Regions from separate parts of the Homo sapiens genome. Here region 2 is linked to region 1. Evidence: chromatin contacts called from ENCODE Hi-C or POLR2A ChIA-PET data. All regions are on one chromosome and are shown on one strand. Each heading gives the region's core, a stretch centred on a gene start or an enhancer-like site at or near the end of the contact. The rest is flanking DNA. Distances are from core to core; before and after follow the strand shown. Region 1 overlaps GMDS (GDP-mannose 4,6-dehydratase). Region 2 overlaps GMDS (GDP-mannose 4,6-dehydratase).

Region 1 (5,547 bases), core at 1,113-3,612:
CTCAGAGACACTAAATCATACCTGTGAGCTTAAAGCAGCAAAAATAATTTACTGACCTTATTCACCCCTTCAGTTGCAGCAAACTCTTTACTGTATATTTCCTGTACCCCAAGCAAGTGGAGAGTCCATTTTTTACTTCTGAACCTCTCCTCCACTCTCTCCCACCTCATTTCCCCTCAGTGTAACCAAATATTTTCAGCAACTAGAGGCCCAAACAATCTTGTTAACTTAAAAGTTTTCCTGCAGATTTATTGACCCAGCAGAGTTAAACAGGGTAAGTGTTGATCAACACCTCTCAGGTATTTCTTTAATTATTGGCCTGGCATCTCTAGAGCCTAATAAAAATTTGTAATGTGAGTTTGTAATAAAGTAACTATTATATTTATTTATTTATTTATTTATTTGGGGACGGGAAGGGAGCATTTTGGTTTTTCTAAAGGGGAGCCTCCACCTTTTGCCATAAATTGTAGCTGTAGCCTTGATAATACTGTGGTTGAACAATAAGGTCTCAAGGGCTGCTCGCTGAAAGAGATTAAACTGTAATTAAACTACACTATGAGTAAGGAGAGACGGAAAAAAGAAAAAAAAAATTGTGGTTTTCATAAAGCAGAAAAGAAATACATTGACTGGTGTTTACAGCCCAGAGACGTTTTTTGCCTTCTCGACTGCAAAACAGTCTTATTTTTAGCCAGCCAGGGTTTTGCAAGAATGCCGTATCAATCCCACATTTCTGTTCTTTGAAATAATTGCACCAAGCTGGTCCCAAATCAGCAGTAACTAACTGAAAAGCAGGAGGGAAACATTTCTCAAACATACAGTGCCGATGAAATTTGCCATAACACTATGAGTTATGTCGGCTGCCTGCATGAGGTTCCACATAATGGGAAAAAAGAATTTAACTAGATCTTAATTGAACATGCAGCTACATAATATCCTTTTGTTTAGGCTCAAAAATGGATTTTTTTAAACCTCCTTATCAGCGCAGCTATTAAATATTGTGGCTCTCCAGCTATCAGTCTCCGATCAGCACAGTTAGTGCATTTTACCTTCCAAGGAAGTGCACTTTGAGCCAGCTGGAGCACAAGAAATGTAGGAGCTGGAGAAAGTCGTAATTGAAACAGGCGACTGCTTCAGTACAGACAGGAAATAAAAGGAAGACTGGCCCTCCAATGGATTAAATTAGATGTTTCAAATTCAGACAGTATCAGGAAAAAGAAGACTTATGTTAGAGGGGGAAAAAGGTAACAGTAAGTTCATTCAGCGGAGCGCCCCCTCCTCCCCGCATAACACATGTTTTTGCTGGAATCTTACTGTGCCGCCCTGTAGGGCAGACTCGCCCAGGCCTACCTCCTGCCGAACAACAGCGGAGCAGGTCCCTGTGTTAATGTCACACTATCCTTTCTCTCCTGCCTGCCCTCTCCCTTTCAGAGGCCTTTGGTATTCTATTTCCATAAATTAGGCGTGAAATTATGTTGGGCTGAGGATACATGATTTCAGCTGTTTTATAGTTGGAAAGGAAAATCTTTTAGACCTAAAGCAAAAACATTTTTTTAAATATACTTCCTGCCTTATTAGTTTGAGATATGCCTATTATAGAAAATGCTTGCTGTGTAGAAACTTTATTATTTTTTTTGGTCTCACAGATTGCTGTCTTGTCCTTCAGTTCAAGTAATATTGATTGAGTAACGACTATAGGCAAGATCCCAGACTAACTGGTGTCTGCAAAATTGTACATTCATTAGGACAGTATTAATTTATGGGAAATGTAAATTCTCAAATGAAGACTTGTACCTCTGTTGAAATATTTGAAGAAGCTGATTTTATTTTACATTGGAATAATCTACTGAAACTTTCAACATTTTTTCACTTTAGGTGGTACTGCATCTCCGTTTTTCTATTTAGGCAAATATGGCCTTTATTAAGTACAATTTGCTTAAATATCCAACTCCCAATTTTGTTACTGGCAATGCCTGAGACAGTGGCTTTTAAGGTCAGTGGCTATTTCAACATTATAGTGTCCAGTGCCGTTTTTATTCGGGGTGGGAGGGTAGCATTAGATGAAGTCTTTCTCTGAGATGTAAATAAATAAACCACAAAATTCAACAAGCTAAAAATTACTGTGGTTCTTCTTTGTCCCCTCATGAAAGCTGATAAAGTTGAACAGTATAGCAAGTGGACAGAATTCCAACTTTCAAGCTTGAAAATGCCTTTCTTTTCTACCCTCTATGGCCCTCTGTGTGCGGAAAACATAGTCTTGGAAAAATGTGGGGCTTGTGCCCGGGGCTGCCCGCCAGAGCCAGGCCTCATTTGCTCAGGTGTGCTCACCGTTTTAGCTTCTTGAATTAAGCCCTGGGAAAATTCCTGTGCAAACATCTGCTCCCTTTGCCCTGCCTCTCCGACGGGAGTGAGGTGGGGTGGGGAATGCATCATGTGAGTGGGTTTTGCATGGAAAATGTTGCGGGTTGCCTCCACTCCAGCTGGACAGCTTTATACAGCTATAAACCTTTACTGCTGTATTAAGGTTCTATTCAAAGGGTATGAATCTCTGATATTCATGGTCCAACAAAACTGTTACTAATTACTTATCTACTGAATAGCTACCAGGATTGGCAGCTTGAATAACAATCACAAAAATCTGTGTACTCATTATTCTCCAACAAGGCAAGATTCTCATTCCTGTAAGGAGCATAGCTTGCTTTTTTGAAAACTCATGAACAAACTGGAAATGTCTACTTGTGCCCCCTTCCTCAAGAGGCCACCTTGCATAGCTTCCTCACAGAATATTTCTCTGTTCCTGAAAGGTAATTTCGGTGCAGGTCTCATAGAATAAGCACATTTTACAGCTCTGGGCAGGCTATTCTAGTCACAGGTCCTCATGGTCCGGGCTCCAGGGAGCACCTGGAAGCAGATTGTATCCCCCGAGTGTCACTTTTCAGGAGCAGGGATGAAGTGGCAGCTGCCTGCTGCAGAGATCTGTCACATTCACTACCCTGAAACAGGACACACTCTTCAAGAATCACCAATAACCAGAGTTCGCTCCTCCAGCAGTTCTTCCCAGAAGTTTACTCAGCACCTTGACATCTTTTGGTGTGACTCCATTCTTGGAGGTCCAGACCCACCTCTGTGCTTTCAGATGCAGAATCACATCCACTTCTTGCAGCTGTTTGCTGTGCTGTGCCTGCTTCACCCAGGGCTAAGGAGCTGATGATAACTGTGCAGTGCTCTGAAGAAATAGATGTCTAATCCCAGCACTTTGGGAGGCTGAGGCAGGCAGATCACTGAGGTCAGGAGTTCAAGACCAGCCTGGCCATTATGGTGAAACCCCATCTCTGCTTAAAAAAAAAAAAAGAAAGAAAGAAAAAGAAAAAGAAAAATTAATTGGGCATGGTGGCTCATTCCTGTAGTCCCACCTACTCAGGAGGCTGAGGCAGGAGAAACACTTGAACCCAGGAGGCGGAGGTTGCAGTGAGCTGAGATCACACCACTGCCCTCCAGCCTGGGTGACAGAGCTAGACTCCATCTCAAAAAAAGAAAAGAAAAGAAATGGTTGTGAGTAGGAGTCATAAGAACATTCTGCTGGCCTTTTATAGATGTCTAACCCTCCTGAGAAAGGTTGGTGTTACTATCCACTTTTTACAAATTAGTAAACTGAGACTTAAAGAGTTGAAGAAGCTCACCAATATCAATACAACCTGTGTTTGGAGTTGCTAGGGTTCACAACCAGAGTTCTCAGAATCGGAAGCTTCTTTATTTCCATATATCATGTTACTTAAACTAGACCTTATTCACCTTGGAAACCTAAATTTTATTTCAGGAGACCTTGTCGAGAAGGAAGAATTTCAGAGGCCAACCACCATATGGGCATCATCAAGCAGCCCTAGTCAAGGTGGGAGGAAGGAAGGGAAGGCTGGCCTCCTCTTCCCCTGGCCTCCTGCTCTCTTCCCTTACTGCAAAGCTCTGAATCACTGAGACCATTGCAGCTAGCTGGGATTTTAATTTTTTTTAAAAAAAGACATTAAGGTATGAATGACCTACTATCTTAACCCTTGGAGAGTCTGTTAATCTAAACAAATCTCCAACCGATATAAATGTGTGAGGAGGTATTTGAAGTAGTGGTTGAGTTTTCTTGTGTGTTCAGAGAGGGAGTCCCAAAATTAGTGTATCTAGGAACAAAGTACGCAGTTTGTTTCGTAGGCTGTAACCCTGAAATCAACAATGTGTGTTAGTGGCAACATACAGCATTAAATGGGTAGCATATGCATATATCAAGAGTCATCTTCTCTGGAGTCTCCCTCCAGTTTTAATTCTCCCTCCCTCCCCAGCCCCTCAGCCAATTTCTCTTGATTTCCTTGCTTTGCCTTCCTTCTTTCCTGACTTCTGTTATTCTAGAATGTGACTAGAAAGTAGGGAAGGAAAAGCACAGCCCTATTTTCTCGTCTTCTTTCACCTATTTCGATAATAATGAAGACCTTCAGACTTAAAAGTATATCTTGATCACAGTTTTCCCATTTAAAAATTATTCCCATCAGAGGTATCACAACTTGAAAAAGAAAACTAGACCAAAGGCAGGTGGCTGGGAGTCAAAAGGCACCGTGTTGCCAAGGCTTGAGCTTTCTTAGATATATGCCATCCACTCCAGCATATCATCGTTAGAGATTAAATCCATAATAAATTGGATGTTTTAAAGAGACTGTTTTTTATTATCTGAACATTGAGGGGAAAAGAAGGAGGGAGCGGGGGACTCTTTGCCAGCGGGAAGCACAGAACTAGCTGCCTCCCCTCACCACCCGCACCCTCCACCCTCGTCACGGCCAGTTCTCCACTCTTACTCCACCTCCAGCCCAGATCCCTGGCTCCAGTCCCTTCCCTCGCTAATCTTTGACCTACACGATATCCTAGGGATCGGTAGGAGTAAAGGTTTGAAAGTTCCTATTTGAAAACAAGTCTTAGTGATCAAAATGCCTCTTTGCTGGCTGGTGAAGTATGGACCAGGCCCAGAACACCCTATGTTTGACAGAAGTAAGTTGGGGGATTTTTAAGTTATTTGTGTTCCAGTACTTTCCATAAGGAAGAAGTATGTTTTGAAGCAAGCAAGATACAGGTTTGTGTTGCCACCAGTGTGTCATAGCCTGCAGTTCACACACCCGGTGTAGGTGTCAACAAAGCTGTCTCGTATTCTCCAACAGTATGCGATGCCAAAACCAGAAAATGGGATCTGATTGCAAGGGAGGCACTGGCAAAACAGAACTTTACAGTGCTCGGTTCTGTTTGACATTTAGGGGACATTCGCTTGGAGGACTCCCAAACAAGTAATACGCCAAGAGAAGGGATGGCTTCTGCCTTCTCTTGGAGATTCAGCGGGTGGCTGGCTTTAGGCAGAATTACAGAGCCTTCTGATCCAAAGGAGCCTCACGCTTCTACCTCCACATGGGCCTCACTCACATTCCAGCTACGAGAAAGCCTGGATGCTCTTCCAGACCCACCCACACAAAAGGTTTGCACAAGACTCAGTGGTTCTACAGGTTCTGCTCTTATCTGAGAACTAAG
Region 2 (5,451 bases), core at 56-2,555, 330 kb before region 1:
GAGCTCTCCTTGCCTCCGGTGACTTAAAGTTGTTTTTACAAAATTTGATATATCCTTGGGCACTGAATATGAGTTAGCTTTATTAGTTTAATGATCTGCACCTTTCTGGGTAAATGCTTACAGATTTCTACATTTACGCTCCTGATATATGCTTGAATTTTGTCTATTTTTCAGTAATTTTAAGTAACAAAATCACAGTTCTTAACTTGTATGTTTCTTCAGTGATTTACAATGTTTCCTGTCTGTCTGGAACTCTATAGTGGCAGAGCAGATCTGAAATGCATCAGAGAGTTGACAAGTGACATTTCTATCATGACCTGCACATATTTTAAGAACGGTCTTAACTGGATTAATTATATCCTTGAAAGAAATTGGGTTAAAAAGACAAGAATATTTTTAAATAGTTAACTCTGTGCTTAACCAACAGCAGTATTTCAGTAGCAGACTGTTAAATTAATGTACAGTGAAATAGGGAAAGATATAGTCATCAGTATTTATGTATCCTTTTGTTATTCTTATGACCTTTTTAAAGCCATAAACAAAAGGACATTTGTTTTGCCTTCCTGCCTTAGCCAGGACACAAATTATAAAAAGAAATGCACAAGGAAACATTAATAAATCAAGTAAATACTAAAATTTCATAATTCTTCTCTTTTTACTGCAGTTTTTTTCCTTCCAAATTTAAAGTTTTTCATTAAGCATGGCCTTGCACACTGGACAAAGTGCAGCTCTGTTTTAGAGTACCTGCAAAACATCATTTCCTCTATAAATCACTCGAGTGATTAGAACTGCAAAGCATGGACTTTGCAAAGAAACAGCCTTTAATTGTATGGCCTGTCACTTTGAGAGATAGTGAGAAAGGGAGGAGAGAGGAACTCTAATTTTATTTTTCATCAGTTTTAATTTTTTAATATGTGTAGCTATTTACTGCAAAGAAGTTATTATTTCAGTGTGAAGTTCACTGTTAATTTATTATTAACTTCCCTACACACCTGTACAAATCTTTATTAATGTATTTGGAACCCTGGTTCTAAAAACTTTCAGCTAGTATATTGTAAACTTGAAAGGAGTTACTCACATCAGCACTGAACTGTCCGGTTAGGCAGATCTTTAAAAGGATCTGATAGGGATATTCTTCTTGTATTTCCTGTGTATTTTCCCAATCCTGATTTCATGCTCGTGTGGTGATTTATTTTTCCAGGGCACTGTGCCATCCAGTATAGAAGAGGTCAGTGTGGTAGTATTTCATAGCTTTTCTTTCATCCACAAAGCCTTGCCACCTTCTGTCCATGACTCATGCATCTACTGGTGTTCTCTGATAGCAAGAACATTTTGATTAGCTGTACAGGTTACCTGGTTATTATTCTCATGCTGTCCACATGTGGGTGGATGTGTGTGAAATCTGGAGGTCCTAGCCAATGTTGAAACATAATCCTATCTAGACCAGGAAATGCCTGGCTTCCCAGATACTTCTCAGAGCAATAGGGCAGGGACTAAATTTCTTATTTCCTTCCTGTCCTCCTCCATCCCATAACACCTATGGTCCAAATGGGTGTTTGATAGTCATTATTAATACATTCTATAGAAGCCATATTTTATGTGAAAATATCTCTAGGCCCATCATTTTCCATTCTAATAGGATCCATTATAGAGGGATCGATCCTATTAGTGAAGCAAATTGCCATATAAATAATGTATTACAAGTAGACATAGTTTAAATCCTTGTTCTACCTACTAACTATTAGACCCTGAGCTATTACCTCTCAATTCACCTCAGATTCCTCATCTGTAAAATCGAGATGAAAACAGTACCAATGACATGGGGTTATTATGAAGAGTTAAAAAGATACTGAATGCAGAGCACTTAGTGCATACTGGGCATATACCAAGTGCTGTACAAGTGCTCACTATCCTTCTTAGTACTGCTGTCATCATTTGTAGTGATAGTAGGCCATATGAAGATTTTTTTTTCTCTGATGGATGAAAACTTCAGTATGAGTGGCAAGAATGGGATGGAGGGAGGGAGAGGAAAATAGAGGTTCAAATAAAAGGAGCTTACGTTAAGAAAAAAAAAAAAAAGGAAAACCAGTGAGATACTGTATGCCTTGGGCATGCTTGTATTCACGTAGTGATGAGCAGGTGGACTCACCCTTGCTGTATCTATATATTATGTACCACCTAGCACACACGTAGGCTGTTAATAGATGCCTTTGGATTTACAGATGTTCTTTAACTTACAGTGGGGGTCTGTCCCTATAAATCCTTCGTATGTTGAAAATATCAAAAGTACATTTTTGATTTACAGTATCTTCAATGTATTATGGGTTTATCTTGGACTCCATTGTAAGTTGAGGAGTGTACTGAATGTGTACCGTTTTCATACCATCATAGAGTTGAAGAATTGTAGGTGGATCCATCGTAAGTTGGGGACTGGTTGTCCCTTTGAGGCTTCTCCAGCATTTCTGGGACTGTATTTATTGGAGTATCTGTGTGTGTGTGTGCTGTTTTTCTCCTAATCATTTAATTAAAAATTAATCTTTCTATACCTTACCAACAGTTGCTTCCTTTGTACCTGCTTGTTTTAAACCCTTTAGTCTCATTTTTCTTATAGAGTTTGCCTAAATTATAGAAAATTATTTTAGTATGTTGAAAGTAGTATTATTACACATGTTGGGTTGTGCAAAGATGTGAATTCCTGAGTTCACATTGTATTTGCGTTCTTCCTTGCTCTAATATTATACTAAGGGTTTACAATAATCATTTGCAATATAAAAGAGACTGAAGATTTGCTAGCCTGCTTCAAAATATCAGTTTTTGAGTGGCTTTTATTGGAGGTGAAAATTAGTCAATTTTGTACATGTTCTTGATACTTCCAAGAACAAACCAATTGGTAAAACACAGCCTACTAGAAAAATAGGTAAAGTGTATATATAATTCCCTGAAAAAAAAATTAAGGCCACAAACACCAAAAACTCTGTAGTGTTACTACCAGTCAAAAAATGAAAAAACACGTCTGTACCATTTTTTAAAAACCTATCACATTGGGGAAAGTATTTTTTTTTAAATTAATCTTTTAGGGCATTTCTTCCCTGTTTGATATTTTTTATATGTAAATCTTTTTTTTCTTATCAAACTAATCATGGACATAACATAACATTGCAATGTACTGAAACTGAGTGTGTTTTGGGGGAGAGAATTCTGTGCCATGGTAGACCAATATCAAGGATGATTGAAAGCCTCTGGCCTCTTTCTGAAATGCTGATACTTGGTTAGCCTTACACTCATCACCCAATACTAGAAGGTATTGTGTCTGGCCACAGAGCGGCTCTCTTTTCTTGATAGGTTTGAGGTGTATGTGCAACCACTGAGCACCTGTTTGCGAGGCTATTGCCCTTGAAAGGAGGGAAGGGGTGGCTATGTAAAGAGTATCTTAGCTGCTGGACATAAACGATTCTTCATTATTCAGAGGTTATTGATCATGTTGCTGGATTGCAGTGCTTCTCTGTATCAGGAGGTAAATCAAAGGAAGGGAAAGTTGGTTCTTTGGTGACAGCAGCTTTTATGGGGAAATATTTTTCACCTTTGAAGACTATAGGAGATGGGAGTTATTTCTGTGTTTTAAATATTGATGGTATCCTCATTTCCTTTCTACTAATTAGTTAATTATTGCTCTATTGATAATTATTGGCTCTATTTTTGTTCTTCACTTTGGTAATTCCATTTGTCTGTTTTACCGGGTTCTCAATTGTAGTCATTAGTCCAGCCTCTTCATTTTAGATATTTCCCCGGTATTTTTTAGTGCAAAATTCTGAGGTCTGGGAGTCCAGAGACCTGGTTTTCATTTTTATTTTTTGGTTGCAGGTTCTGCTACTTCCTAACTGTGACTGTACAATAAACATTTACCTGCTTTGAATCTCCATTTCCTGATCTGTAAAATGAGAGGGTTGGATTAATTAATCCCCATGGTCTTTTGAATTTTGTGAGTCTGACAGAGATTTTGTCCAATGATTTGTGTTACAAACATGACCTAGGTATAAACACCTTTCTATTATATTCTGTCTCCGTATTCTTCACAGCAGTGGTTAAATCATTGGAAGTTTTCATTCTCATTCAAAACAGCATCATTTGTTAATCATTGAAGTGTTTGTGTTTTGCTTATTGGAGGCACAGATTACCTTGATATTGTAATTCCGATTAGCTGGGAAGATGCCTTAGGAGTAATTAGACAACATGGAGTTAAAGAACATAAAAAGGCAGTGCAAACGAGTGCTTTCTCTTCTTGCAGAAGGGGTTATTCTATTTCCTGATGCCTGAGATGATCTAAACAAAGAGATTCGTTTTATTAGTGGTGTGGTTTCTTTAGCCCAGTACCATGACCGTATCCTGTTCAAAGAAGCCGCCACAGGGTGCTTAAGTAGAAACATACAGTATGATTTAGCATGCAGTTCAGAGGGGCCAGGTTCTCACATTGCATGTAAGAAAGTTCCCTTTTCGTTTGTCTGTCTGGGCTACTTATTCATCTGTATTGGAAGAGAGGAGAAAAATGCTAGTCTTCCTGTGTTGCGGGAGGATGGCTTGCCCTCGTACATAGGTGTTGGGATGGGGTGTGTGTGGGGGATGTGTGGATGTGAGATCAGTCTTTTTTTTAGCCATCTGTGGTCATTGAGAAACACAGAAACTTTCTGTGTTTCTTTCAGCTTTTCATAGTTGTGGAATTTTAGGTAGTTGTCATACTGTAGTCAAAACATGATTCTGTGAATTTCTGGAATTGGTCTTTAATTTTTACATAACTCTGTCTGGAACATTTCTGAGTACTTCATGAAAAGTGAGGGTCCATCCCCTCGGAAGAACAGGATAGGCGTCAGGAACACTGAAACCTGGCCCCATGGGACCCTGGTGCCCTGCCCTTTGGCCCCAAAGCTGGACCTACAACCACCAGCAATCTAAATCCACCTCCAAACAACACTGAACAACTGCATGGGCAGTGCCAGTCCCCCAAAAACCCAGACCGGGAAAATCTCAGGTGCTGTATCCTTTCTCCCTCCTCTGAGCTCTGGAGTGTTCTAAAATTACATGACTTCTCTGCATTTGGGTCACTTGATTAGAACTGGAAGCACTGTTTCATCCATAAAATACCCTGTAATGGAAAATGACTACATCAACTTGGTTTGAAAATGTATCTTTTATGGTCTCTTATTATTTTGTTGGGTTTTGACATGTTTTGGTGCCAGGTAGAGGAGTGGGAGGAAGGAGATTATTTTCTACTTCAAAACAGTGGGTGGCTAGGATTCTAGTCCTGGCTTTGTCTGTAACTAGTGTGATATTAGAAAAGTTGGCTAACCCCCCTGTGCCTCAGTTACCCGAGATGCCAAATATCTGCCCACCTTCCTAGCTTAGTTCTTGCGAGAGTAGGATGGGTGGCTCACACCTATAATCCCAGCACTTTGAGAG

What was found. Hi-C counts contacts between places; a loop is a spot of excess contacts on that map. ChIA-PET counts read pairs that join two places held with the same protein, here RNA polymerase II (POLR2A). Pooled maps may share reads with other maps.
Region 2: POLR2A ChIA-PET joins it to region 1 with 11 read pairs in activated CD4-positive, alpha-beta T cell. The contact joins two enhancer-like sites. A Hi-C loop is called at or near these places in 1 of 37 single-sample maps with no recorded cell type and 2 of 50 pooled maps. POLR2A ChIA-PET finds 5 or more read pairs at or near these places in 1 of 52 experiments (activated CD4-positive, alpha-beta T cell).

The regions. Positions count from the first base shown.
Region 1 is chr6:1,798,431-1,803,977 of GRCh38, reverse strand. The region is part of intron 7 of GMDS (GDP-mannose 4,6-dehydratase); the gene reads left to right. Among named protein-coding and RNA genes, the nearest start is that of FOXC1, 190 kb to the right of the region's middle. Within about 2 kb of position 2,362, at least 3 of the 41 ENCODE cell types and tissues checked have a DNase peak (open chromatin) inside an H3K27ac peak, as active enhancers do.
Region 2 is chr6:2,128,430-2,133,880 of GRCh38, reverse strand. All of the region lies in intron 1 of GMDS (GDP-mannose 4,6-dehydratase), which reads left to right. Among named protein-coding and RNA genes, the nearest start is that of GMDS, 110 kb to the left of the region's middle. Within about 2 kb of position 1,305, at least 3 of the 41 ENCODE cell types and tissues checked have a DNase peak (open chromatin) inside an H3K27ac peak, as active enhancers do.